2 separate regions of the Homo sapiens genome follow, and region 1 is linked to region 2. Evidence: chromatin loops called from intact Hi-C (ENCODE). Cell type or tissue: A673. All regions are shown on one strand. Each heading gives the region's core, and the rest is flanking DNA. Links, peaks and the distances in the headings are about the cores only.

What was found. A loop is a pair of places that touch in the nucleus more often than their neighbours do. Peaks named below come from ENCODE experiments on the same cell type or tissue, not always from the same donor. Only the 100,000 strongest peaks of a DNase experiment are listed, where the experiment ranks them.
Region 1: a loop joins it to region 2, with 6 times the contacts of the local background. A loop is called at or near these places in 10 of 110 quality-filtered maps.

Annotation. Positions count from the first base shown.
Region 1 is chr14:96,842,298-96,854,351 of GRCh38, reverse strand. It overlaps VRK1 (VRK serine/threonine kinase 1), which reads right to left. Exons shown (of 13, transcript NM_003384.3): 4 at 8,188-8,257; 5 at 7,008-7,095; 6 at 1,413-1,521; 7 at 1,186-1,278. Among named protein-coding and RNA genes, the nearest start is that of VRK1, 51 kb to the right of the region's middle. In A673, for the core only: a CTCF peak has its summit at 1,339; a DNase peak (open chromatin) is centred at 1,341; H3K27ac peaks cover 520 bases.
Region 2 is chr14:96,564,575-96,580,047 of GRCh38, reverse strand. PAPOLA (poly(A) polymerase alpha) reads right to left here. Exons shown (of 22, transcript NM_032632.5): 22 at 12,932-15,093. The coding sequence ends at 14,998. Among named protein-coding and RNA genes, the nearest start is that of PAPOLA, 70 kb to the right of the region's middle. In A673, for the core only: a CTCF peak has its summit at 12,588 (motif pointing left); a DNase peak (open chromatin) is centred at 12,557; H3K27ac peaks cover 2,195 bases.

The DNA.
Region 1 (12,054 bases), core at 359-2,858, 290 kb before region 2:
AAAAATATTTCCATATAAACAAAGGCAGCATGTTTTAGTCACCTACAAAGTGATATAAGTTGTATTTTATTATACTGTACAAGTCCAGACTATTTCAATTAATGGAACCCTTATTGTTCAGGTTGTTAGCTGCGTTTTCTTTGTTCTTAGCCTAGAAATATCTAAAAAGAAATGGCTAGAAAGAGCAGAGATGAATTTGATGATTGCCTTTTTAAGATTTCTCCATTAGCACACTATCTTAATAGTATAGTAACTTTCTTCTTTTATACTTATATAGATTCCCTTCTATCCACCATAACTGACATTGGAGGAAGGGAAGCAAATACGAGACGACAGAAAAAGAAAAGAGAGCCAAAGGAAAAAGGAAAAACTAAGCAAAGGTAGTTAAAGGTACATTTGAGAGAAAGAATGAAGTACAGAGTACTGACAAATAATTACAATAATCAAAGTACCCAAACACATTTAAAATGTTTAAATCTTCCTTTTTATGTAAGATCAAGTAAGAAGTGAGAACATACATTAAGTATGAATGTCAACTAAACCTTACTTTCACCGAAATCACAGAAACAGTTATACAGGAAAATTGTATAGATCCCTCTACTTCAACTAAACTGACCTAAATAAAGGTATAATAACATTAGCTTTTCTCCTTTCCTTAGAAAGTAAAAATTACAAAGGGAATGTAATAAGCTAAAAAAAAAATGCACATTTGAATTCCAAACACTAAGGGTATACAAATTTAGACAGCTAAGATATTTCTGTAAACCAATTGATTTGAATAATCAACATGTTAAAGACCAAATTTTCCAAGTAATAGAACACTTACATTTGATGGATTTCTTGAACAAAGGAATAAAAAAAGTGACAAAGCAGACAGGCAAACATAATTCATTGGTGTACTATATAATTTTAAGCTTCCACCCCCAAATAGCTATTTGAAATTCATTTTGTATCACAAGCACTTCTTCTGAATATTATTTAGGGCAAAATAGCCAACTTGATAAAGTGCCAACAAATCACATCAAAAATGTAGAATGTTAACTAGATCAAAGTGTCAAGAAGAAATATTATTACCATATCTACTTCAAAAAGTAAAACTTCTACACAGGTTCAAAAGTTCAAAGCAACCATATTTATTTTCAAACAACACGCTTTAAATAGTAGAAATTAAAGTTATAAAACTACCTGGTCAGGATTCTTGTAGTTCAGAAGAAGATTTGAGGCCTTGATATCTCCATGCACATACTCATGCTCGTGAATATATTCCAGAATATCCAGCTATGAAAGTATCATACAGAATAAGTTAATGCAGTACCTAACACCAGCCAGCAGAGGACCAAGCTTCAACATAAACTAGCCTTTACTGTACTCAAAACAATTTTTTAAAAACAAGAAGAACATAGCTCACATACAATTCTTAAGCTTAGCTGCAAGACAGTTTTCCGAGAAAACCTTTTGGCATTTGCTTCATATATTTTCTGAAGGTCACTCCCAAAGCGATCCATTATCATAAACCTGTAACTGAAGACAAATATGAAAAGCCAATGAACAAAATACAATGCAAGAAAACCAACTTTGTAATGAGTACTCTCAAAGTAATTTTTTCAAGACAATGTTTAGTAAAGAAGTATTCTTTAAAAAAGAAATACAAACATTTGAAACAATTTCTCCCAACTAGAAATCTCAAAGAGTTCAGAGTGCTTTCAGGTCCTGCTTTTTACCTGGAGGGCCTCTTCCTGGTCGCAGCTAGTTTCAAGAGACTATTCAATTTAAGATAATGCTCACAGAGAGAACCCAACAAGTTTATTCACGGTAAAAATAAAACAAGCTGAATAAAAATGACAGCATTGATTTTTCTCATAGTTAAAATTAATTCATGTTTCTGGATATCAGCTTCCTTCCTGTGACTGTTTCTCCTTATTTTTAAGGTATATTTCAGCAGTAACAACATTCTGCTAAAATCAAGATTCTCGTGAGATGCTTTAACAAAAGCCAGATTCAATACCATTGTTTAAATGGCGTAAAAGGATTGTACATTAAACACTCAATGGCCAAGATTTGGGGAAAAACAAATATCCTGAAAAAACATGAAGATAACTGGCTTTGCATAAAGCAGCTATGTCACCTTGGCTGAGTCACATTACTTCCTGGGCCTCAATTTCCACAGAAGTAAAATGAGAGAGCAGGGACTCACCCTTTCTAAGGTCACTTTCAACACCCAAAACTCAGATTCAATAATCACGTTATATTTCAGTATGTACAGAAAAGCATCACCTATTTGCAATAACACTGCTTAGCTTCTGCTCTGAGGACCACTTTTATCTTCAATAGTTTTCCAGATTCTAACTTGTCTGGTGAAATCATTCAGTAAATCAATAAAAATCAAAACCACACTCAGAATGTATCAGGACATCTCCAATGAGGAAGATTATGAATCATCAACACCATAACATCTAGCATTTACTGAACACCTGGTATGCACACAGCACTACTGTAAGTACTTAAAACGTTATTAATGCATTTAAACCTCACATCACTCTATAAAGTAGGTAACTCCTATCATACCCATTTTACAGCAGAAGAAAACTGATAATTTGTCCTCTAGTATGTGGCAAAATCATGCTTTTAACCCCTGTACTACATATTAACTGAAATAAATGTCAGTAGGATACAAAAATCCCATTTATATGTTATAGGCTTCTATGATAACAATATGACAAGTTCAATAGGGAAGGAAGAGTTGACTAACATTAAAAGACAAGATGTTGAACAAGTAACTCAGAATTCTATTCATTTTTGAACTGGAAGAAAATTAGAAAATCATCTTGTCTAAACATCTTTTAATAAATAAAATAACTAAGGTCTTTGGAGGTAAAGTGATTTGTCCAAGGTTATAAAATTAGTCAGTGGTGGCCGGGCCTGGTAGTTCACGCCAGTAATCTCAGCACTTTGGGAGGCCAAGGCTGGTGGATCACCTGAGGTCAGCAGTTCGAGACCAGCCTGGCCAACATGGTGAAACCCCGTCTCTACTAAAAACACAAAAATTAGCCGGGCACGGTGGCAGGAACCTGTAATTCCAGCAACTCGGGAGGCTAAGGCAGGAGAATTGCTTGAACCTGGGAGGCGGAGATTGCAGTGAGCCAAGATTGAGCCACTGCACTCCAGCTGCACGACAAGAGCAAACTCCACCTCAATTAAAAAAAAAAAAAAATTTGTGACAAAATATATTCATTCATGTAAGATTTCCTAGCACCTTGGCTTGTAAGATAATAAAGTGAAAATGGTAACTTTGACTTCCTGGTTTCCTTTGTGTAACAGATTTTGCAAGGTTGAGAGATGAGACCAGGGCACATATACATGTTGGCTTTTACTAAATAGGTGATGTGTGTAATGATTATAACATAGGATGAGCATCTCAAATCTGAAAATCTGAAATCAGAAGTGCTCCAAAATTAGAAAGTGTTTTTAGTGCCAACAAGATGTTCAAAGGAAATGCTCACTGGAGCATTTTGGATTTCCCATTTTCAGATTTGGGATGCTCAACCAGTAGGTATTAACGCAAATATTCCAAAATCCTTAAGAAATCCCAAATCTAAAATACTTCTGGTGCCAACATTTCAGATAAGGCATACTTAACCTGTAATACACAGGTAACAAAAATACAACCTCTGTAACAGCCTGAAAGGTGGCTAAAACACAACTGCTTAATTCAACATGGGGTCTATTAATAAATTCTGTTACATAGGTCTTTGTTTTTATTCACAAATCACCCTACCACTACTCTTAATAAGACCTTAATCTTGTCACCATACCTAAATCATAAACATCAACTGAAACATGATTCCACAAATTTCACAGAAACCATTACCACATTCTTCTGGAAAGACGGCTCTACCATTGAGTAGTAAAATGAAAGCTATTTCTAAGTAACTCCTCTAAAGTAAAACCTTTGATGTATACTTTTCTGGAGACTTGGATAAAATGTGCAAGTAAAAGAAAAATATAAATCAGTGTAAAATAATTTAATAATGGTAGCAGCTAACATTGCTCTAAGCCCTACATACATATTAATTCAAATGAGTTACAAGGAAAACTAAGCATGTCTGGCATGGAAGGGGGCTGGAAGAATAATCTACTTTCTATTTCTTTACTTTCTAAGACCTATAATGATTCTTTTTAAGAGCTTCAACCTAAAAAGTAAATCAATGCCTGATATATGACTAATGCCATCTTTTTAAAGGAGACATTTCTAGCAACCTCATTTTATAGAAGAAATGGGCTGGGAGGTAAAGTCATCACTAGTAAGTGGTGAGTTAAGACTTAGACTGTGTTCTCATTTGTCACCACACTCTAAGGCACTTCTGATCCACACCAGGGAAGTTCTTTCCAGCAGTGCCCAAGTCAGTCAGCTTACAGAGTCAACCTTGGACCCACTTAGTCCCTGGTCACCTCACAGGAGTCACACAAACAAAAGCCCTGTTTAACTGGTTCTGAACTTTATCATAAAATGGGTGATAAGAATGTATATGGTAAAATGTGATATGACAGTGTGGGCTACTTTTAAAAAGACCATCATTCTCAAGCAACATACCACCACTGACAAACAAAAATCATAGACAAACAAATGAAACCAATTATGATAATCACAGTGATGATGACTGCAAGAAACATTTCCTCAGCACTTACTCTGTGCCCCTTACAATTTACATGTTTTCAATTCATCTTCACAGTAATTCATAAAGTAAGCACTATTATCCTCATCTCACACATAGGGAAACAAGAGAGACAGAAAGTTAACTAGCCCATGACCACACCTGATGGAGTCAAGTACAATCAATCTAGTGCTAGATTTGTTTGGTGTTTAGGTTTTGCTGCAATATACCGTGCTTGGTTTTTTTTTTTTAAGACGTTTATACTCAAATTATGGAAAGAGGAAAAGGCTGTTATTCCAAGTCTAAAAATGCTCTAGCCCCAGGTACACTTTTCTTCCAATCATCTCTATGAAATGTGGTTTTCATAATGTACTGTTCCTTAGGAATATAACTATTGTATACTGGAGCACACAGTCAAACAGATTTGCTTCCTAGCAAGTCATCACTAAGGGTTTTTCTTGTCTTACTCCCCTTTAGACAGTCTTTAATTCACCATGTAAGCCATTTCCCAAATGCCACTTTCACCACCATGTCACCTCATCCCTTGCTCAAGAGCAAGTGATAGCTTCTGACTACCTACTATACATGGGTTCCAAACTGTTCTTTCCTCTATGGGTCTTCATTATCTGCCACCGACTCCTTCTCCAAGTTTATTTCCTTCTCTCTTACACACATGCCCTCTTCCTCTGCTACAGGAAGACGGCCATTGGGTCATACAGTAGAATAAAAGTCTATCCTGCCTGTGCTCACGTTCATCTCCCACTTAAGATGCTGTTCTGCCTCTTCAATGATTTTCTAAACCAGTAGGTTTTAACATTTAAGCGATTAAAGACCCCTTTGAGAGCAAAAGCTAACATCTATGTTTTACATATACTCTTGTAGCTTTATACTAAAACATCATTAAGTGGGTAGCTGTTACTCCATTTCACAGATGAAGAAATTAAAGCAAAAAATTGCCCAAATTCACACACATTTTAAGGGGCAAAACAAGGTTTTAAAACTAGGCAGTCTAGCTCTAGAATCCTTGCTCTTAACTAACTTAACTAATCCTTATTCTATAGTATTTCTCCAGAAAATATTATAAAAACTATAATATATTTTGCTATCCCAGCAAAACCATATAAAATAAAATGTTAAAAGTGACTTCAGGGATCCCCACACTCCCTAAGAGAGGCATGGATCCCAAGTAAACAACACTGGCTGCCTACCCAACTACTTACCCCTCCTCTCAATCTTTTCTAACGGAGCACCAATTTGGTTCCGGCATTCCATCCTTTTCCACATGGATCGCTGTGATCACTTTGTCCTTGCCAGTCAATGGTTTAAGTATTGATAAAATTCTGACCAAGAAAACGTGAGAGAAAGTCTGCCACAGGGCTCCTGGGAAAGCTTTCTTTGCCAGGAAAGTGAAACTCACAACACACGATAGATACCATTTTCTGCCCTTGGGTACTGTGCCTGCATGTGAAGCCTAGAAATGGAGCAGCCACCTGGCGACCACACAATGGAGAACTAACAGAGAACAAAACCAAGAAGAGGAGGGCAAAGGTGCAAGATAAGGAACCTGGGCCCTTGATGACTGCCTGAGTCAAAGTTTTCCTTTACTTGCAGCTGAAATCATCCTAAGCAATATATCCCCAGTTCCAAACTAAATCTACCCGTCAAGTCTCAGCTACCAAAGCCTTACTCCATGAAGTTCCATTCATTCATTCAAATATGTATCAAGTGCTGCTTATGAACCAAAGTATTAGAAGTTTTCTCCAAATAAACTATCCCAAAGAATTCATTCTCTCCATTCTCTGAACTCCTAAGACACGTAAGTCAGTATTATACAACTTAGCACTTAATTGTTCTCTAATTGTTTCAAACATTTTTGTTTTCACTCACCAGCTAGACTAAAACCCTCATAAAGGGTGAGCCTAATCTTGTGTGGGCAGATTATGTATCCAACATTTCTGTGTGGGCAGAAATACCAAATGGAATCCTGAAGGGGTTCCCTTTTGCATGAAGAACAGAGGCGTTTTTGTTTGTTTATTTCTAAAGGCAAGGAGGAAAAAAAGGCAGGGTGTTTGGCTTTGTTCCTCCTTGTCAGTTGGGTTCCAGTCAGTTGATACTGCTCTGCAGAAGCTCCCTGACTAGAGAGGCACTCCTATTCTAATAAGGCATCATAGCCTGCTGCTATGGAAAGCAGAGGACAGAGATAACATCTTATTCCTCTCTGTCACATACACTCCACATACTCCAGAGGGAGGCCTAGTAATATTGTAAGTGATCAGTAAATAATTACTGACTAAACCAACTAAATAGTGAATGTTGCAAAAGGGAAGGAGAAAGACAAATCACACATATTTTTACCTTTTTCCATTTTTGTCATGTAGACCAGACCCCCAATACTTAGGAACACCCAGGTACTTCAGCTTACGGGTACGAATCCATTTCTGAACTACAAATTAAAACAGATCTTTGTGATTTCAATTGTTATACATAAATGATAATTTTTTAAAAAATCATTAAGAGCAAAATGTATTTATACATGCAATAAGAATTCACCTGTATTCATAAAAAAGAAAATGAAGAATACAGTATAACGAATAACGAAAAGCATTTTACGATGAAAACATTTTTATTAACCTACAAAATTGTTATCCTGCCCTTAAAATTGTCTTTAAAATGAAAAATCTACAAAAAGCATTTTTTTTAAATCAAAACTACAGTGCAGTCATTCCTTTGTTCTAGGGGCTTGGTTCCAGGAACCCCCACCCCTCAAGACACCAAAATCCAGATGCTCAAGTCCCTCATATAAAATGGTGTAATATCTGCATATAACCTCCACACATCCTCTTATATACTTTATCTCATCTCTAGATTACTTATAATATGTAATACAATGTAAATGCTATGTCAATAGTTATACTGTACTAGTTTTTTATTTGTATTATTTTTTATTATTGAATTGTTATTTTTTATTGTAGCTTTTTTTTTTTTCTGGAATATTTTTTATCCCTGGTTGGTTGAGTCTGAGGATGTGGAATCTGAGAATACGGGGGTGGACTATCCTGAAGTTGCAGTTTCTCTCTCTAATTATGTAATGTTTACTTGCTTCTACAGGAAGACCTATTTTTCATACCAATCTAAAAGGTTTTTCTTCCTCAATATAAAAGTCCTCAACCAGGAAATCAAGATCTAAGAGACATGGAAGAAGGACAGAAGGGACCAAAGTGACTAGGAGAGGTTCTGGCTCTCTACCTTGATATCCTGTTCTATTTCATCAATAATTCTCAATGTTTAACAATATTTCCTAAATCATAGGTCATTTATTATTAACTTCATTCTATGTATCTATATAGATAAAATCTTGATGCAACAAACCCATTAAAAGACCAGAATTCTTTCACACAAATCCCATGTAAGTGGAATTTATAAAGCAAAAAAATAACAAAGAGTCATAAAATAAGATACAATGCTCTAGGTCTTGGCTTAAAACAAAAAACTGGTCATTTTAAAAGTGTAAACGTATGTGTACTGTATTTCTTACTTTGCTCTGGTTTTGCAGCTCGTTGGTAGAACTTTAATTCAGTAAAAAGAGGTCCATTGTCACTGGGTTCCTTAAAATATAAGAGTTAATTAGTACTAGCAGTAGTTAAAATTACTGAGATATTTTCAATGAACCTTCAAAAAAGACCAACAAATCTATTTTTCTGTCCAATGTAATTTTGATACTTAAGTTTATAACTGTGTTAAGATTAAGTCAAACTCCTTAGAAATGTTCAGAGAAATATTAGTCTATATTTCTTATATTGCTCAAGTTCCATTTCTATAAGTGATAAATTATACAAAATCAGATATATAGCTCAGCCTGCAGAAGTTTAAGAAAAATGTTTAAACTAATTTTCATCTTTATTAAGCTTTCCCTTAAGCAAAGATGAGCAATCATCTTAACTGTATCACCAAGGGGCTATAAGATATTTCTCAGATTTAATAAAATTTCAATACCTAATTTAACCAATTAATGCCAAAATCCCATTCCTTTCCTGTTTTCATTACACTTATATCTACTTTATCAGGACTGGCAAAAACAGACCTTACCACAAAGAAGAGCCCATATTATGCATCTCCTGAACAAGCATGCACTGTCCACTAACCTGCATCCTTCCTTTCTGACACAGATTCCTACATTTGTCAAACCAAACATGGGGCTCATTAACAATTGTTTTCTACCAATGTTATGGACTACATTCATTTTATGTTTTTAGAGATATTAACAATTAAAATTATTACTAAAGAGACATACATTCACAAAAACGTATTTGCACAAACAAGAAATAACAGCCTGTCAGCAGTTTTGCCTTGTTAAATAAATATGTAAGAGTGGAAAAGATCTTATAATTCTGTGGACTTTTTAAATAGTAAATTTCATCTGATTAAAATTAGTATTTATTTAATGTCTGGTATTTTGTGTTGGTCATTATTTATTGGGAATTAAAAAAAGTTTTTAAAGCAGTGAAAACTTCAAATGAGGAAGCTAACATTTCTAAACTAATTTTAGGGTTGCTTTTCTTTTTAGGAGGTATGAGAAAAAAATTATTTTGGGCAGAATATCTTGGTTAACTGGAGTTCAAAGTTAAATAGAGCATTGGGGGAAGTGAGTAATGAGGCCTACTACCTTAAATGAGTGACAACTTATAGTTTTGGGTTGCTAGAGATGACTTTTGCAAGCACTTAAAATATGTTCACCTTTTCTTCACTCAAGATACCCTCAACTGTAGAAAACCACTCCATACTCTCTGCTCTAATTATCTCAGATTTCTTATAATTCAGAAAATAGGAATCCCCAATTAAAGTACTTAGAAGAAGGCCTGGCATAGTGGCTCATGCCTGTCCTGTCATCCCAGCACTTTGGGAGGCCAAGACGGGCGGATCACTTGAGGTCAGGAGTTCAAGACCAGCCTGGCCAACATGGTGAAACCCCATCTCTACTAAAAATACAAAAATTATCTGGGCATGGTGGCGAGTACCTGTAATCCCAGCTACTTAGGAGGCTGAGGGAGGAGAATCACTTGAACCCAGGAGGCGGAGGCTGCAGTAAGCTAAGATCGTGCCACTGCACTCCACCCTGGGCAACAAAGCAAGATTCTGTCTCAAAAATAAAAATAAAGTACTTAGAGGAAAACGGATTAGCCAATCTGCAGACTCAGGCAGTTATTAATGAGCATTTAACAGTAAATGGGCAACACACATTAACACTTGGATCACAACCTGAAAACAAGCGTGCCTTATTTGTTACAGGTAAGTATACTTTTCACCTTAACCTTGGAAGACAGTAGTATCATGGCTTGGCATGCAACAACTCCTTAAGAAGGAGGAACTAACCAACATACTGAAAGTATGAGTGCTGATTCCTTAACTTATGGACTCAGTACCCAAGTTCCTCTATAACCTATGGCTCCTTTCCTAGCAGCAATAATAGCTTGACACTTGCAAGCATTTGCAAGAGACACTTGCAGTGTTTCCAGCCAATGGCTAAGAATAGGTCTTTGGTAGGAATCACAGAATCAGCGTTAAGAAAAAGAAATTCAAAAGGAGAAATTCTGGTAAAGTTCCTCTCCAAAGCTTACCTTTGGAATAGCTCATTTATATAATTCAGGTTTGAAAGAGGTTTTCCTAAGACAAATCAGTATAAAATTCTGATTTATTCAGTTTCAACCTATGTCATATCAACTTTAACTTTCAAGTTTTCCTTCAGGCAATAATTTATTAAACCTATAATAATGAGAATCAACCATATAAATCAGGCTATTATAATGAAAGCCCACTACAAGGAAGGCTCTCTGAGCTCATTTCATACTTCTTCTAATCCAATAAACTTCCATTATCACAAAATAAAGGAGCTACTTCCTTGGCATTGCACTCTAGCCAAAGCTAGCTATTCCTGTTGAAGAAAATACCTTAACTCATAACTAAAATTTTATTAACATATTTCAAATCTAAAATACTTTGCCAACTCTATAATAGCCAAGATTTAGAAAAGAAATTGGGACTGACATTTTAACTAGAATATCACTAAACGTTTCTTTAAGACTTCTAAGTGTCAAAATGAAGATGACAACAGAAAAAAAATTAAAATGTGATATATTTCAATGGCACCAGCTAAAAGCAACTGGCTGCCATTTAAAAATGAAGCTGTACAAAATTTCTCCTTCCTACCAAAAAATTATGATATATGAATTAAAAATTCAGGTCACTTCTCATAACATCAGTGAGGAAAATCAAACATCAGTCTGCAAACTTCTTTCCAAGGAACTGTGAAATACAGATTCTTATCAGTTCACATCTGAAAAGGACCACAGTACAATGACCTGTTAGGATACCATCCAAAAGCCTGACCTCTGCCTCTAGTTCTGCTACTGACATGACTAAGGGTAAGTGCAATTCAAAGAACTACTAATTTCATATTAAGTCTGTCAGCAAGAAAACACAAAAGAAAATTTCTTTCTCCTTGCATTATCCAACATTTCTCCTGCACAGTTACTTTCAGAAATAAAATACAGTGTCTGTTCTGTAGGTCAAGGATTAAAGCCCCAACCAAAACCAGAGACCAACATTTGGTACATGTGAGAACATTTTTATTATGTGCCTAACATCTACCTTGAATGGGTATGTCTTAACTTCACTCCAATGCCAAATAAGAGATTTGTGGGTTAACTATCTGGAGCTGTTTCATAAGGCAGATACATGTATTATCAGCAATAACCAACTTTTTGACAAAGCGTCCACATTAAGTTAGAAACCCTTACCAGCAGCAGAGGGTACCTGCACACCCTTACTGAAATCAAGGATAAAAATGTGCCAGCCACAAGATTCCATTTAAAATAATTAAGGTGCTCTGTGTGCCAGATTCTACCAGTGGCTCTCAATCTTGATGCACAAAAGAATCACCTGGGAAGCTTTACTAAAAATACCAATAACCAGGCCCTACACCCAGATTCTGATCATACTCTACAACCAGGATTGAGAACCACTGTGTGATATGCTATTACATTATTAAGTAAAATTTCACATTAGAAAATCAATTTGCCTTTATTTCGTAACATTTGCAAGTTTTTTCTCTAATGATAAAATAATGCTCATTTTAGAAAATATGGAAACATTTTGATGTATTTTCTTCATAAATAGCCATTTTATAAGACAACCTTCATACTATATATAGAACTTTGTATCCTGCTTTTTTAGAAATAATTATAAAACTTCCCCAAAGAGTAGTACATGTTCTTTGAAAACACGATCTTTAATAGTCCATAATGTTTTAAATGACAAATGTTCATAAACAGTTCTGATTTTAATACCAGAAAGAACTGATGCTCATTTTACATGTTTGTTATTTGGTGAAACATTTCAACTATTA
Region 2 (15,473 bases), core at 11,643-14,142:
AGGTCAAGGCTGCAGTGAGCTGTGATTGCACCACTACACTCCAGCCTGGGTGCCAGAGCAAGACCTTGTCTCAAAAATAAAACAGAATTCTCATGTCAGAGCCCCTTTCCAGTAAAGTGGGAGAGAGCACAGGCAGACACAGCTCCTGCCTCGAGGGGCCCCCTTAGCGTTCAAGCTATGATACCCGAGAGTCCTCTCTTTGGGGTCTGTCTGCCTAAGAACATAGGGTTTGAATCTTGGCTCCACTGCTTCCCAGCTGGTGGCCTTGGACAAGTCACTGACTTTCTCTGAATTCTTAGGTTCCAGGTAACAAAAGCAGTCCTGCAGGGCTGTTTTGGGTACTAGATGAGAGGTGTGCATAGTACCAAACAGTGCGTAGCACACAGTCAGGTGCCCCTCTTCTCTGTCCCATCACCCTTAAACATTCCCATCATTGCAATTGGCACCATGGGTCGTTGGACAAGTATTTCTCTGTGCCTCGGTTTCAACATCTGGAAAATGGGAACTGTAATACGTGCTTCAAAGGATTGTTGGGAGGATTCAGTGAGATAGTCCACGTAAGGCATTTAGCACAATCTTTAGACCATGAAGTCTTAATACACATGAGCTCATATTCCACTGGTACACTGGGAGCTCCTCGGGAAGAACTTGGTCAAGTCCTTCATTCACTGAATTTCCACAGACACTGACAAGCAGCTATTACACATCATGCACTGTGGCTACAGACATGCATCAAGACACGGCCTCAGCTTTGCAAGAGCTGCTCCCAACTCGGGCAATACCACAATATGGTAAGTGCTAAGAGATTTAGCTACAGAGTGCTTTGGGAGTGGAGATCTAACCCAGCCTAAGGGATCAGAAGACTTCTCAGAGATGATGATATCTAAGGTATATCCTGTGGGATGAGTGAAACCCAGCTGAGTACAACAGGAGGTGAGCAGTGAGATGCTGGGGCAAGAACTTCCACGCACACAGAAGAGCACGTCGTGGCAAGTGGAAGAGGGGACAGGCTTCGGCTAACTCATTGACACACCCAGAACTCATGCCAGGCACTTGGGGCTCAGGAGGTGCTGCTGAATGAATAAACAAGCTTGCCGTACACGGTTCACATCCTCCCTTCCTACCTGCTGCTCCAGGTTCCAGGGAAGAGATGCCCGCTCCCTCTGGCGCCTAACCCAGAGCATAGCCAGGAAGAAGAGGGCAGCATGTGGAGCAGTGCGTCACTGGACATGCCAGGCCAGGCTGCCATGGGAAAGCACTCCAACTCCAGGAAGACTGCCACACCCCCAGGTGCCCAGACTCCCAGATTCTCAGTGAAAGGGACAGGCTGGGGCCCCAAGTACTGCTGCAAGTGGACTCAAGTGGCTTAAGTTCAGAAACCAAGGTGCTAGGCAAGTTGTCCACGGGTGGGGAAGAAGCACCCTCACCTCCTGTGCGGTGCTTCTTGACGACGCAGGGGCCAGGTGTGTGAGCCTCACCTCGGGCCACATTCCCATTACATCTTCCTAGCAAAGTTTCCAAAGCTTTGTCCTCATTTCTCCTCTTCCCACCCAGGCCCACCCCGTCTTGAAATTCCTCTCCTGACTGAGATGTTTGTTGTTCACTGTTGTACCCTCCCCTTCATCCTTCTTGAAGGCTGTTAATAGAACCATCAGACAGACAGGCAGCGTCAGGAGAACAGGCACCTCCCCAGATGCCTGTTGGGTTGTTCTCTCCCGTCTTCCACTTGGGCTACAAGTTGCCAAACACCTAGGAATAGGGGCCGTTTGGTCAAACTATAGCATCTACCAATGGTCAGTGCAAATGTCTCTCTTTGCCTCCACATACTGGGGGCACTGAAAGGAATCCCGGCCTTGATTTCTCTCCAGTGGGTGGTAGACACTGGAGGGCAGTCAACAGCATGCCAGGAACAGAATGAGGAGCAGCGCCTGGGCTGGAAGTTGGCTGTGGGCTGCAAGGTGGTGGTGGGGACTAATGGGGCAAGGGGTGACTGCATTTATCAATGAAAGTATGAAAGGCTTAATTAAATAATGACTCATAAATATTCAGCTCAGCCAAGCTGAGCCCCCACAATGATGGATGTCAGGGACTAAAAGGCTTTCAAGGGGAGGACTCTGCAGAGATGTGGGCCCCCACGCGTGTCAGAACGTAAAGGGCACACTGCCCACAGCCTCTGCTAGCTTGTGACATATCGTTCCCTCGCACCCGCCTTGCAAGCCAAATGCATTTTAAGGCAAGCGGTCTAGTTCCCTAATGAAGAGACTTCTCTATCAGGACCTTGGAATTTGTAGTACAGTAATCCCCTTTATCCATGGTTCTGCTTTCCGTGGTTTCAGTTACCTGCAGCCAACCACAGTCTGAAAATATTCAATGGAAAATGCCAGAAATAAACAACTTATAAGTAGTAAATTGTGCAGCCCTCTGGGTAGTGTGAAATCTGGCACCGTCCACTCCATCCTATTTGGGATGTAAACATTTCTTTTATCCAGCATGAAGCTGGATCTGGAAGGAAGGGAGGTGCGAGAGCAAGTATGCAACGGTACAAGTCTCCAATATGGGAATATGGGACCAGGTACAAGCACAAGTGACGGAAGCCCAGGGTCTTTGTGTGTGTGTGCGCTCTTTGTTCTCCTTTACTTAGCTTCTACCACCACTAAGAACCTGGACCACATCTTAATCATGTTGAGCTGCTCTGAGCCTCAAGATCTTTCTCAATAGGGCAGTAACATCTAACCTACTGCTCCCCACCCGCCCCACCCAGTCACACACTAGCTTTGCTGGCTGCTTTGTTCTCTGACCTTGACATGCTCTCCTGCCCCGTGCCCTGGTGCAAGCCCTTCACTCCACTTAGCATGCTGTCTCCTCTGCTCTGTTTCCTGATCACAGCCAAACTACCCATCAAATGGCACCTGCTCTCCCACATCCTCCCCAAGGCCACCAGGAAGCTGCATGCTCCCTCAGCACTTCTGGACCTCTTATTCTATCACTGTGATACATCTGGGCACCTACATCTCTCTCAACCCAACTAAGCTCTAAAACTCCAGCACCTTCCTGTTCCTCTGCAGTTGCCAAGCTCCTTCCTGCTTAAGAAACATGCTGCTCCCTCACTCGGCACCACCTTAGTCTTCAGGTCAAAGCTTGTCCAGTTTGAAAGGGTGCTCCTAACCTTCCAGAAGCACTCTTATTTCCGTTCAGAGCCCACTAGTAACTTACAGTTCATTTGTGTTGTCGGCATCTGTATCTCCTATGAACTATAAGCTTTCATAAGGACAGGGGCTATTATCAGTTTTGTTCCCCATGTATAACTAGGGCCTCTTTTTAACTGTTAAATGTGCCCCAAAATGGAAACAGCTTGGGCTTTAGAACCAGACAAGTTCAACTTATTACCAGGTCTCACTGATCTGTAACTACCCCCAGGCAGCTGTCACGGCAGCTGAGTGTGACGCCCACCACTCAGAGTGCGCCAAAGTGCCTAAACCCTGTGGACTCAGTGAACCCCAGTTCCCTCTCCTTGCTTGCTTCTCACTGTAACAGCACCTGGTACATGGTAGGGGATCAACGAATATCTGTTGAATGAACATCCTCCTCACAGGAGGCAAAACCATGCCCATTGAACTACACGAGTTTGTTTTTTTTCTAACTTTCTGATAGGGGTATTCACTTAAAGCTAAAGCCGGCCATTGTTGTGAGCCTCCCTGATTCAACCCTCACCTGGCAAACCAGGGAGTCTTTCTCCACTATACAGCCTGGTTCCCTCTCCATACCCCTCCTAGGTCCAGGCTCCCCCACATTTCTCCTCAGGCTTCAATCCAAAGCGTAGGTCCCCAGCTTGTGGAGACACACACATGATATGCTTGGGCTCTTTGCTTTACCTATTCAACAGCCGTGACAATCTCCAGGGAAAATGCCTGATATAAAATTACTTACCTAGTATGACCTTAAGTATGCTTTTTTTTTTTTTTTAAGGATTATGGGTGAAGTTTCTTCTTTATGCTTTTCTGTATTTTTTAAGTATTACAATGAATATGAATTTTGACTACAATGAATATGAATTATGACTATAATTAGAAAAAATCAACATTAACAAATTCAAGATAACATCAAATTTGCCTAAAACCAATTCACCTAATAATCAATTTGCCCAGTGACATATTCACCCACAATTCACATTTTAGACATTTACCACATTCACATTTTATATACAACATAATGAAGCCCTCCCCACAAAAAATTCATTTTTAGATGCCAATTTTTCTTTTTTTTAAAACATTAAGTATTGTTTTCATCCAGTTCCTCTAAAAGTGCCTCTGCCTTTTCTGTTTTTAATAAAACTTTGTCAAGTGTAATTAATGCCTTCAGATATGATAGGTAAAGCACCTCAACAACCTCTAAGGCATCTCTGCTGAGGTTTCATTCACTCTAGTCTTAAGCACTTTTAAGGATTTTTAGCTTTCCTTTTAGGAGGTCTTCTGTTTTAATTGGCTTAAAAAGAAAAACATTCTAAGATGCAAAACTTCTCAAGGAGAAACCATCCCAACCGATATGTAACATTACTTAAACATCCAAAGTTTAGTCAAAGCTATTAAGTGACTTGAGTGTGAACAGGTCAGTTCACCCCAAACTAGTCAGAATCCAAACCTTCCAGTACTAGTAAATAGAGTACACCAGTCTCATCAGAGCCCAGCTGTTCACTGTCGCTCTTTGCAAATCTCTCCCCCTCCTCACCTCCAGCAGGCCAGCTTTTTAAGGGCATCCAAAGAGCAGCAATGTATTTTAGCTGTTCTAAAACTAGAGGCATATGCAAAATAGAGCTAATTACCCTTGCCTTCTCAACGATAATATCCAAAGAGATACTAAGGCAACGTTGTTGAGTGGGAAAACACAGGGTCATATTTCAGGATTAAGTTTTAGAGTCAAACAGAACCAGGCTCAAATCCAATTTACTGTGTGACCCTGGGCAAGATACTCTGCCAAAATAAACCTGTTTCCTCATCTGTAAATGGTGACACCAATGAATATGTCAAATCTTATAGGTTGCTGTAACAACTGGCCCTACCACTTAACACCTAGTAGATATACTCAATAAAAGGCAGCTACTGTCAGGAATTTTTCCCAGACCCACTCACTGCACTTGAACCCTTGCCAGAAGCAGGCAGGCATGCTCACTGTCTCCTCAGAAGCTACGCACTGCATTTGTCTTGGCACTAAGGGAGAGAACGTTTTTTAATGAAAAGGTCAGTCTGCCCCAAACTCACACTAATTTTTTTTTTAAACAGGGCTTTGCCTGACTCCACTTTTTTCTCCCTACTCTGGTCCTGCCCAAATTTCATAGCAGGAAGACAGCTTTGAGAATTAGCAGGGGTGGTTTGCCAGATGTTCCTTTGCAGTCTGCCTTTGTGACTGCCCTCTGACTAATTCAAACTAGGTTTAACCTAGTACTGAAAAAAAAAAAGTCTGATTGCTTAAACATGCCCTATCTGCTTGCTAATCCACATAAAGCTTCAATAAGAAAGATCTAAAGAAAAACTTAACATTTTCCTCAGAAACTGGGGGAAGGCGTTAAGTAGCTTACCCAGGGTCATCAGGCCCTGGAGAAGGATCAGATTTGTCCTTCCTGAAGGCCAGGGCTTTTTCTTCCAACCACTGGACCAGGCTCCCTTCAGACATTAATCAAACATTGCACCACACTGGTGGTGGCTTCAGAAGCATAAGGCTTAAGACTTCATGCAACTTGGAGTACAATTCAACTGAAAGGCCAAGGTTTGGCAATATTCAATTTGTACATCATAAAAAAGTATTTAACAATATCCAAGTCCTAGATTGGTTGTATAATTCAGCCAGGATGTAAAACAATGGAATTTCTCTCTCCAATTCGGTTGCATCCCCTAAACTGCTTTATCTTTCCCTCCTCTTTTACTGCCTTCATCTCGTCGACATCTTATTTTCTTATTTGCTCATCAATTATCTTTTCTTTTCCTTCCTCCCACTCTTACCTGGGAACCTTCAATGGGTACTTAGGCTCACTCCAACTAGATATGCAAAATTTCAAGAAACTAGTTGGTGACAGTGTTAGGCTGAAATACGTTGTTTACAAACAAAATCCCCAACCAGGATGACGTGACACAAACTTTAATGGAATCTCAAGCATTCAACCTCTTTCCAGTGTTAGCTTTCCTCAATTCTAACCTGGACCAAAGTTCAAATAGCCACAGATCACCTTGGCTATCCCAAGTAAGGAAGAATTGTTAGTTAGAACATTTAAGCCAATGAGCGCTGAAGGGTGAATGCTCAGAGAGCATCAGGACACAGTAGTAACAGCTGCAGTATGAGGCTCTTCACTTACTTACCTTTTATCCTCACAATCACCTTAAAAGGACATTGCTCATCTCCACTGAAAAGGAATACGAGCTTCAAAGAAAATGCTGTAACTGCATGAGCTCAATAGCTAGTAAGTGCTGAAGCTAAGACCTGAATGCAGCTCTGCCTTGAAAACAGGCATTCTTTCCGCTACACACAGAAAGTTGTGTACTAAATGTTTTAATTCAGCTGATATGATAAAATGGCAGTCAAGATGAACTGCCTGATGGGCAACTTTGCTGAATATTTCTAGCATGTGCCAAACCCAGCAAATGATGTATCCTATGGAATTTAATTCTTAACAACCAGAAATTAGGCATCCGTACCACAATGCCAATGCCATCCCCTTTCCACTCAGCAAAATGCCCAGACCTCTTATTTTCCATGCATCTTTATCACAATGCCAATGCCATTTCCCTTCCACTCAACAAAAGGCCTACATAGACCACTTATTTTCCAAGAGGCCCCAGTCTTCTAATTGGCCCTAACATCCGGGCATGCCTCAAACTCCCTGTATTCTCCCCCCATGTTAAACCAATATAGCAGGTTTCAAGTAAAACACCACTCAAGTCAGAGCCTCTAAGGTGCTTCAACTTCTAATCCTTCCTTCATGGAAGCTCCAATGCTTTGGATATTATGATCCTGAGTGGTGATCAAAATAAGATTACAAACAAGAATTTCCAAAGAATTCAGAATTAATGGAGTCATGCTAATTTATGTGGTTTAGCCACTTACTAGCCATATTACTAATTATTTTCTCTAGGCTTCTGGCCTCACCTTACTGTTCAATACTTGTTTCCCCACATCCCAGTTATACTACCCTTCTTTAAAAATTCTGTTCCTAACATGTGAAAATTCTACTTCAAACCTTTCTGAAAATGAAGATTTTCGTGTTTTCCTACAGCCTGTTTGGTTAACAGCCAAATTCAAAGCTCTTCATAAAGTACCGCAAGGGGCCAGGTGCAGTGGCTCACACCTGTAATACCAACACTTTGGGAGGCCGAAGCAGGCAAACTGCCTGAGGCCAGGAGTTCAAGACCAGCCTGGCCAACATGGAGAAACCCTATCTCAACTAAAAACACAAAAATTAGCCAGGTGTGGTGGTGCATACCTGTAATCCCTGCTACTTGGGAGGCTGAAGCACGAGAATCACTTGAACTCAGGAGGCAGAGGCTGTAATGAGCCAAGATTGTGCCACTGTACTCCAGCCTGGGCGACACAGCAAGACTCTGTCTCAAAAAAAAAAAAAAAAAAAGGTGCTACAAGGCCAAGGGGGAGCTAAGAAAATACCAGGAGTCCTTGCAGCTCACCTTTCTTCTACCCATCCCAAGTCTATCTTCTAGGGATTATGATTTAGAGTCCATGACTAGAACTCTCCTTTCAAAAGCCAACCCTGGTAAGTCTGGCAGAGGAAACCCTTCTTTGGAGGTCTCTGAGAACAAATCTGGCCTCAGAAAACATGCTCTCAACATGCTACAGTTCAGTTCACTAAACCAGAGTCCTGTAAGACATTCCATCTTACCTCTTCCCATATCAAAAGTGAGTCAGTAGAACAAATAATACAGAATAGCAAGAACACACTTTACGAGATGGACAGAAGTAGAGAGAAATTACATGATCTTTGATGTCACTTGATAGTTTCTTCATCTATTGCAAATTACTGCTTTTATCTTCCTATCAGTGGATTTCTAGCTTAGCAATAGCTCATGCTCACCATAAACCTCGCAAAAGCCTACTGAGAAAACCTGGTATCGCCCTAATGTACAAGTTGCTCCACTACACCCACAGGTACTACTTCACTTGGGGGATTTATCCTGATTACGATATATCCGAGGACACGAGCTTAACCTTATTCCCCTCTTCAGGTGTGTGGTTCCTAGAGAATGAGTGGTGTTAGACTACCACTACTCAAATAACAGGGAATGAGTGATGTGCTAACATACTCTAGCTATAAAACACATCCCTACATCTGACTTTGGATAAGAAAACCAGCTAGTGACTCCTGAGTAATGTTTTGAGGTCCCCTGTTAAATGAAGTAGAGATGGGTCATAACTGGCTTCTAAGGAGACTATGGGGATTAAGAAAATCGCCTTGAGCCAAGCTAAAACTTCAACTGCTGCCTAGAGATGGCAACATGAAATACAGACTCCTCTCTCAATGGAAATGGTTGAGCAGAGGCCGTCACAGACAAAATGAACGAGAAGGCTCATTAGGTGCCTTCTACTTTGAGACTTTAAAATTTAAACATTTTAAATGTAAATTTTTAAAGAAGACTGGTTATTTTCAAGGAAAAAAAAAAGTTATTCAACAATTTAGGCAGATGACAAAGACCATGCTTGGAAAACTAGCTTTACGAGAATTTTCATTGTTAAGAAACCAAAGTGTTCACGTTTGGGTCATTCAACATGACAAAGGCCACAATGGTATCAGTTTCCTCAAAAGAGAAGTCTACTAAAATAGTCTCATATTTAAGAAAACCTAAGTGAAAAACATGTAACCTAACACAGCTTAAAAATTACAGGAAAAATTTGTACCTTTAAAGTCGCATTAAAGAGAGCCAAAAAAATCTTACAGGTTATCAAGGAGACCACACAAAACATGAACAGCTAAATTGGATGCCAGTAGCCTAAGTTTACAAACAGTGATAGATGAAAAATACAGTTACAATAAGTATGGCTAAAATGTCTAATATCCCATAACCAATGCTTATTGAAGCCAATGCTTATTCTTGAGGCAGGCTTTGTATGAAAACTGTAGTAATACTTTTAAAACTTGTACTATTTTACTATAAAAGCCAAATTAGGATGAACTGAGTGCTTTAAATAATTTTCAAAAATAATTATTTTACAGTTGGAAAGTGTGTGTTGTATATGCAGAGATTTGTCCTGAGCATCTCAAGAACTTAAGGAAAAAAATGGTAATGTGAAGTAAGCCAAAGCGACAGAGAGAGAGGTAGTAGCCTAATAGTGCAGTAAAGTTCCCCTAACAGTCTTGGCACAGTGTCCAGGCATGGTCGGTTCTCAGCTGGGGGCAACTTTCTTGGCTGTGAAGGCAGATCATGCCCTCTGTCACTCATGGGGAGCAGTTCTGCCCAACTGTCTCTTTTCGACAACTTTATCATCAATCTCTTTATTAACAGCTCCACTGCAGTCAGAAAACGCAAACAAGGACCAATTCTCATGCCAGATTTCTGGAAATCACATAGCACCAGGCATCACACAGTGTGAAAGTTTCTAAGGAGGGTGCTATGCCAAGAGAGAGACAGCATCCACAAGGAAGAGCACAAAGTTGGGACATTTTACGTTTTTACACACACACACACACACACACACACACACACACAATTTCTGATGCCTAAAACTGAAAAGAACCCCAAAACTCACATATGTGTGTATGTATGGGGATTGAGAGGGGCACGGTAGTGAGACAGAGATCACCTTACTCCCCAGAAATAACTTTGTTATTTTGCACTTCCAGAAGTCTTTGGGCAAAAACAGTATTATACCAAAAAAAAAAAGTTTTAACTATTTTAGGACTACATGACATTATTAGAAAACACACAAGACTGAGATAAATGTCTCCAATGAGCTGGAAAAAAAAAAAAACCATAAAACTGAAATGTTTGAATTATTCAAAATATATATTTTCAGCATGAAATCTGTTGGATCAAAAAATAACATCCTACAAATTAATTAAAGGAAATACTTCTAAAAAGCTTGTGAAGTATTTTTAAGAGACTTTAAGAGACTTAAAGATAATTTTTTAAAAATCAGGTCATAATCATATCACTAATAAAAACCATCCAGGTTATGTGAAAAATGAGGATACCATCTACACCGTTTCAAATATTGTGATGTGTGGTAATTAAAAGAGGTGAGACTTTATCATTTAACTACTAGTAACATTAAAACCAGCCCAAGACTAAAACCTACCATAACAAACCCGTTGACTTGTTTGAGAAACAAACTGACAAAAAGAGTATTATTCAATGACTACTGAGGAAGACTCTACAATTTTAAGACTGATAATACATAACTGAATTTATACTGTTGCAAAATTTTGCATTTTGCTATAGTATGTCTTAATGCTCTGACACCTGTGCTCAGGTGAAAAGGGAACGGTGCTGCTTAGACCAAGTGGGCAGTGCCGAGTTCAAGTCCAGGGTGAATCAGCTCTCTAGCGTCCAGACTCTATTTATTCCAAAATGAAAAACAAAACCAGCACACCCTTGGGCTTTCCCTAGTCAATTCTGCAACCCAGTAAGAGGGAGTGTGGAGGGCTGAGCATAAATCCATTCTCACCATTAAAAAATTAAAACAACATATAACAAACAAGAACTCTAACCTAGTGGCACAAAGCATTATTCTGTACCTTAGAAGTATCAAAGCAAAAAATATAATCCTTTGATACACACACACACGCTCTCACTCTCTGTCTCTCTCGCTCACTCTTCTGGTTCTTTACTTGAATAGACACATTTCCCACCTTACTGGTGGAATTTAAAGATACCCAGACCAGAGGAAAAAGTGACTGCACTCTTATTTATATTAAAGTATGAATACTTTGAAAGTTAACATTTTAAACAGCAGATAAACTCTAAAAACTCAACAAAAACTGTGCCCTTTGTAGGTGTGACTCTTAGCTGGATTAAAATAGAAAAAACATTAAAAGATAATTGCAGAAAAAAGCACAATAACTAAAATCACAACCTTTCACACAAATGTAAAGTTTCTGAAATGTGAACTTAAGCCTAGTCTTAATTCTACCCTTTTAAGGAAAGGCCTGTGAATTGGGAAGGGATGAAGAAAGAAAAAAATGTACTTAAAATTCCATCCCTTTCAACAGAATACTTGTGTGGTTTGATCAGCTGTAATGATGTTCCCAGAATATTGAGACAAAAGCATGTCTCCAAAGAAGAAAAGAAGTTGAAATGATTTCCCAAGTATATAAAATCACATCTAGAATGAAGTACAATCACTTCTGAAACACATGGCTCAAAAACATTGAGGCCATCTTCCTTATTTGGTGCTAATAAAAGCTATGTAAAATTTAACAAGAATTTTTAAATTGATAAGAAAAAAGAAGAATGAATTGATTCTATGAGAAATAGATATTAAACAGACCACTGGTTTCTATATGACTGAAGGTCATATTTATTACAGAACATAATATTTCATTTACCAAAGTCAGGTCTGAGTGAAGACAGCATCCATTTGTGATACTGGTTTGAAGAAAAGCTAACAAGCAAAATAATGTGGAGAAATAAAAATCAAATCAAAACATACAATTCAGGCTAAAAACCAACTAATTTTCCTTGTACTAGTCATTTTTATTAGAATAAAAACAGGTAAAAGTATATCCAAAGGATTGCTCAGTGCTGCTTCAGGTAAACAGTTTTATAATTTAAGTGCACTAACAGTATTTCTGGGACTCAATCTACAAGTTTGTATACATTAATGATTTATCTGTTCATATATCCATTACGACTTGGAGCTGCTGATCATTTATTGCCACCTTGAATGCAGCCAGAATTAATACTATGCAGAGCTCTAAAACATTTTTCTGTGTGGTGGGAAAAAAACCTGTTAATTAGAAAAATAAAAACTTTATTCTAGAATATACCCACAGCCACAAAACACAACTTTCCATTATAATTTTACTAATTCAGCAAGATGCATGAAAATGCCAAGAGGCCACGTGGATGATAAAACTCAGAAACTGTGATATACAAACTGCATCTAGATGACTATCAAAGTAGAGGAAGTACAGCCAGTTCAATTCTTTTAGTGTTAACAAGGGAGATAAGGGTAATTCCTACAATATTTTCCCTTTTACTGAACAGTCTCAGAAGTTAAATTTTGCTTTTACTAAAAAGTTATCCCACAATGCAGCCACATTCCCATTTTCATATATAGGGAAGGTTACATTAGAATTTTAGAAATGATATATGAACAACTGCATGTCCCTCAGAATAATGGCTTTGACACAAAGAGTCCATCCCTCCACCCAAAACACAAGATAACCATACCCAAGAGCTGACCATCACAAAATACACAGAGCAGCTCGCTCCTGCACCATGAGTTAAGTATCAATGCTGAGCATCTGGGGGGTTAAGAAAAGCAATATCTGATTTGCATTTAGTAAAATAAGAAACATAGAATCCTGTTGGTTGTGGTCTGTAATTCTAAATTCACTGAAAAACAACAGTGCCACCTGCTGACATTAAAGTGCTAAATGCTTTGAAAAGGACAGTACACTGTCCACAGGCATAGAATAAATATACAGATAACGTATGGTGTCTACAGACACAGAACACTTTAGAGGACGGAAGAGCTAAAATTGAATTAATAGTAACTATATTAATGTTTTCCTCCCTAAAGATCAATTATATGAAAAACAAACACCTAATTATTATCTGAGCTATAAATACAAGGCTGCTGCCAATGGCTGAAGTTAACCAGAAACAAATCTTTTCTAATGTAACCAAATTCTTTTGCAAATCCTCACTTAGAATCATACTATAAACTTATGATTACTGGAAAAAAGTAGTAGTCAAAAGAAATCAGGCAACTGTGAGATTGTGCTGTTTTTTTTTTATTGTGTTTTCAATGGAGAAATACATCATCTGTTTACAAAATAGCTCTTGAAAAATACAAGGAGTACAGATACTATAAAACAAAGCAAACTCCAGTCATGAGACACTACATACATCATGCGAAAGCAACAGTCTGATCTCCAGGTTATGAAAACTATAATTAAAAAGTCACTACACAGAAAAGGTCCAAGTTTCCAGCTTGGCAAAACTTGGGTGCAGTTACATGAAACGTTTAATAAACTGAATTGTTTTCCCCAATGTGTAAACAAAATGACAAGACTAAATCTGTGCCTGGTAATTTCAATCTAACTCTGAAGCTACACAAAACACACAGACACCTTGTACATTTCACCTGTTAGTATGACCATCTTTTTTCTTCGGTGGTGGAAGGAAGGGCAAGGTGACTGTGTAAAGCAAAGATGTGGGAAGTAGAAATATTGTTTACTAGACATTATAAAGTCATGGTGAAAAGAAAGCTTCGATTAATGCATAGCCTAAGGGGGAAAAGACTACACTCCAACTTCAGAAAATTAATTTAGAAGGATAGGGGAAGAGATTAAGTAATTGCAGTTTAACATGAAAAATGCACATGTGATAGAATGGAGCACAATGGAGGATTCATAAAACATGCTCATCAGAAAAATCTGTTAAGTCGACTTTGTCCAGATTCAGAAAGAGTAAGTTTATCAACATCTGGCATCCCTCATACTTTGTGAAGATAGATCTTCTACTGCTTAATTATGAGAAATTATTTTATTCAAAGAAAGGAGCTCTTAATCTTTTGATAAAACAAAATAAAGGAGTAGAGAGCTGACTAGATGTCAAGTGCTTGCTAGAAATGATTTTTAAAATGCTTCTACACGTAAAATGTACTGACAAATTTTGGTAAACCATTTAAAAATAAGAATTAGTTTTAAAATCTTGGAGAAAATGCCTTTTTGCCCACATTTAAAACTGAAAATCAATTTTACTATAGATAGGAGTTCTGTGGAGTGTACAAAATTCCTTTTAGAGATCAAATGGCCATCCCAGATAGATATCATGTTTCACAGGCATTACTTTTAGTCACCCTCAAGTTTCAGCCATGGGACCAAAATTTAGTGTTCTGTGCCATGTGGTCACAGGGTCATTGGTTTCACATCATGGCTTAAGAAAATACTGGCATTTTGTTTCTTACGAAGTAAGTCCTACCTTGTGCATACAAGCAAAAAGAAAAAGGAAGAAAACAGGGGAGGGAAAGGCGCAAGAAGCTTTTTTTGTTTGTTTGTTTTGAAGACAACAGATTGAAGGCAAAAGAACACAGAGCTTTCACAAGCTCAAAGAAAAATATTTGCTGGCTGATCGCTGATTTGTATGCACTATAAAACAATTCCATAAATAAAACCAATATATCATTTCTTAATCATGACCCTATCAAAACCAAGTTATTTCCTAACTATTCTTTCAATGTCAAATGTACCCTAGAGTTGACGTTTCATTTTTAAGGGTTACAGCTACCTCATAGGAACTGAACTAGATGTACTCTTACCCTTTCTCTGAAGTATAACAGTACACCACTGCACAACAGTATCCAATTTGAAGACTAATGGTAAAGAAAATTCTTCAGGAAAAACTGAAAATCCATCAAGCTGAAAATCTAAAATTAGTTCTACTTTCTAATGAAAAATACATAAAAGTGCATCATCAGAATAAGTAATTCTTATGCCAGTTTGTATTGCAAATTTTCCAAACAATGCATCAAACATAAACCCAATCCAGATGTCAATTATGAATACAAATATAGCTTGAGGTTGTTTTTTTTAAAGGCAGTAATTTTTGAAATAGTTAATGCAACTGTTGCTAACACAATAATAATAGTACTCCTGGCTTCACATACTAACCTGGACTTCCGATCAAGTGCTGATTAGCCCAGTAAGGGAGGTCACCAAAAAACCCAAATCCATTTCAGTCATGTCTAGTCTTGTACCCTCCATTCTCCTTTTTTAGCATTTGAAGACAACAGGTTGAGTTGGCAGATATTGTTTATGGACCCCTGAGGTTGTTTTTACCGATTCAATCTCAGTTTTATTGAATTCTTGATAACAGGAATAGGATTTGCAGGGAGAGCAGGGATATCAGAAAGGTCTGTACTGGATGTTTTCTGAGAATGAAAGCAAAGAACACAACATTGTTCAAAGCACCATAATTTAACAATGAGATGTATTTTCCATTGCTTTACTTCCTAAGAAACCTTCTAAGAAGAAAAGTATTACAAATTTAAAAACTCTATAATGTTGTCAAAATGGAATGTAAATATGCCTATCACATTATTTGTTCAACAAATAATGTGTTCAACAAAGGAATTTTCAAATAGGTATATTTTAATAATATTTTAAAAACTCCTAAGTAATTTCAAATAGTTTTTAAAATTGTTCCTCTAAGAATCACCTATCATATAATGCTTAAGTTACTGCTAAACTGTATTCACTTATTACAACACTAATAGCTGTAATATTAACTAGTATTGGAGCACCCCCAAGT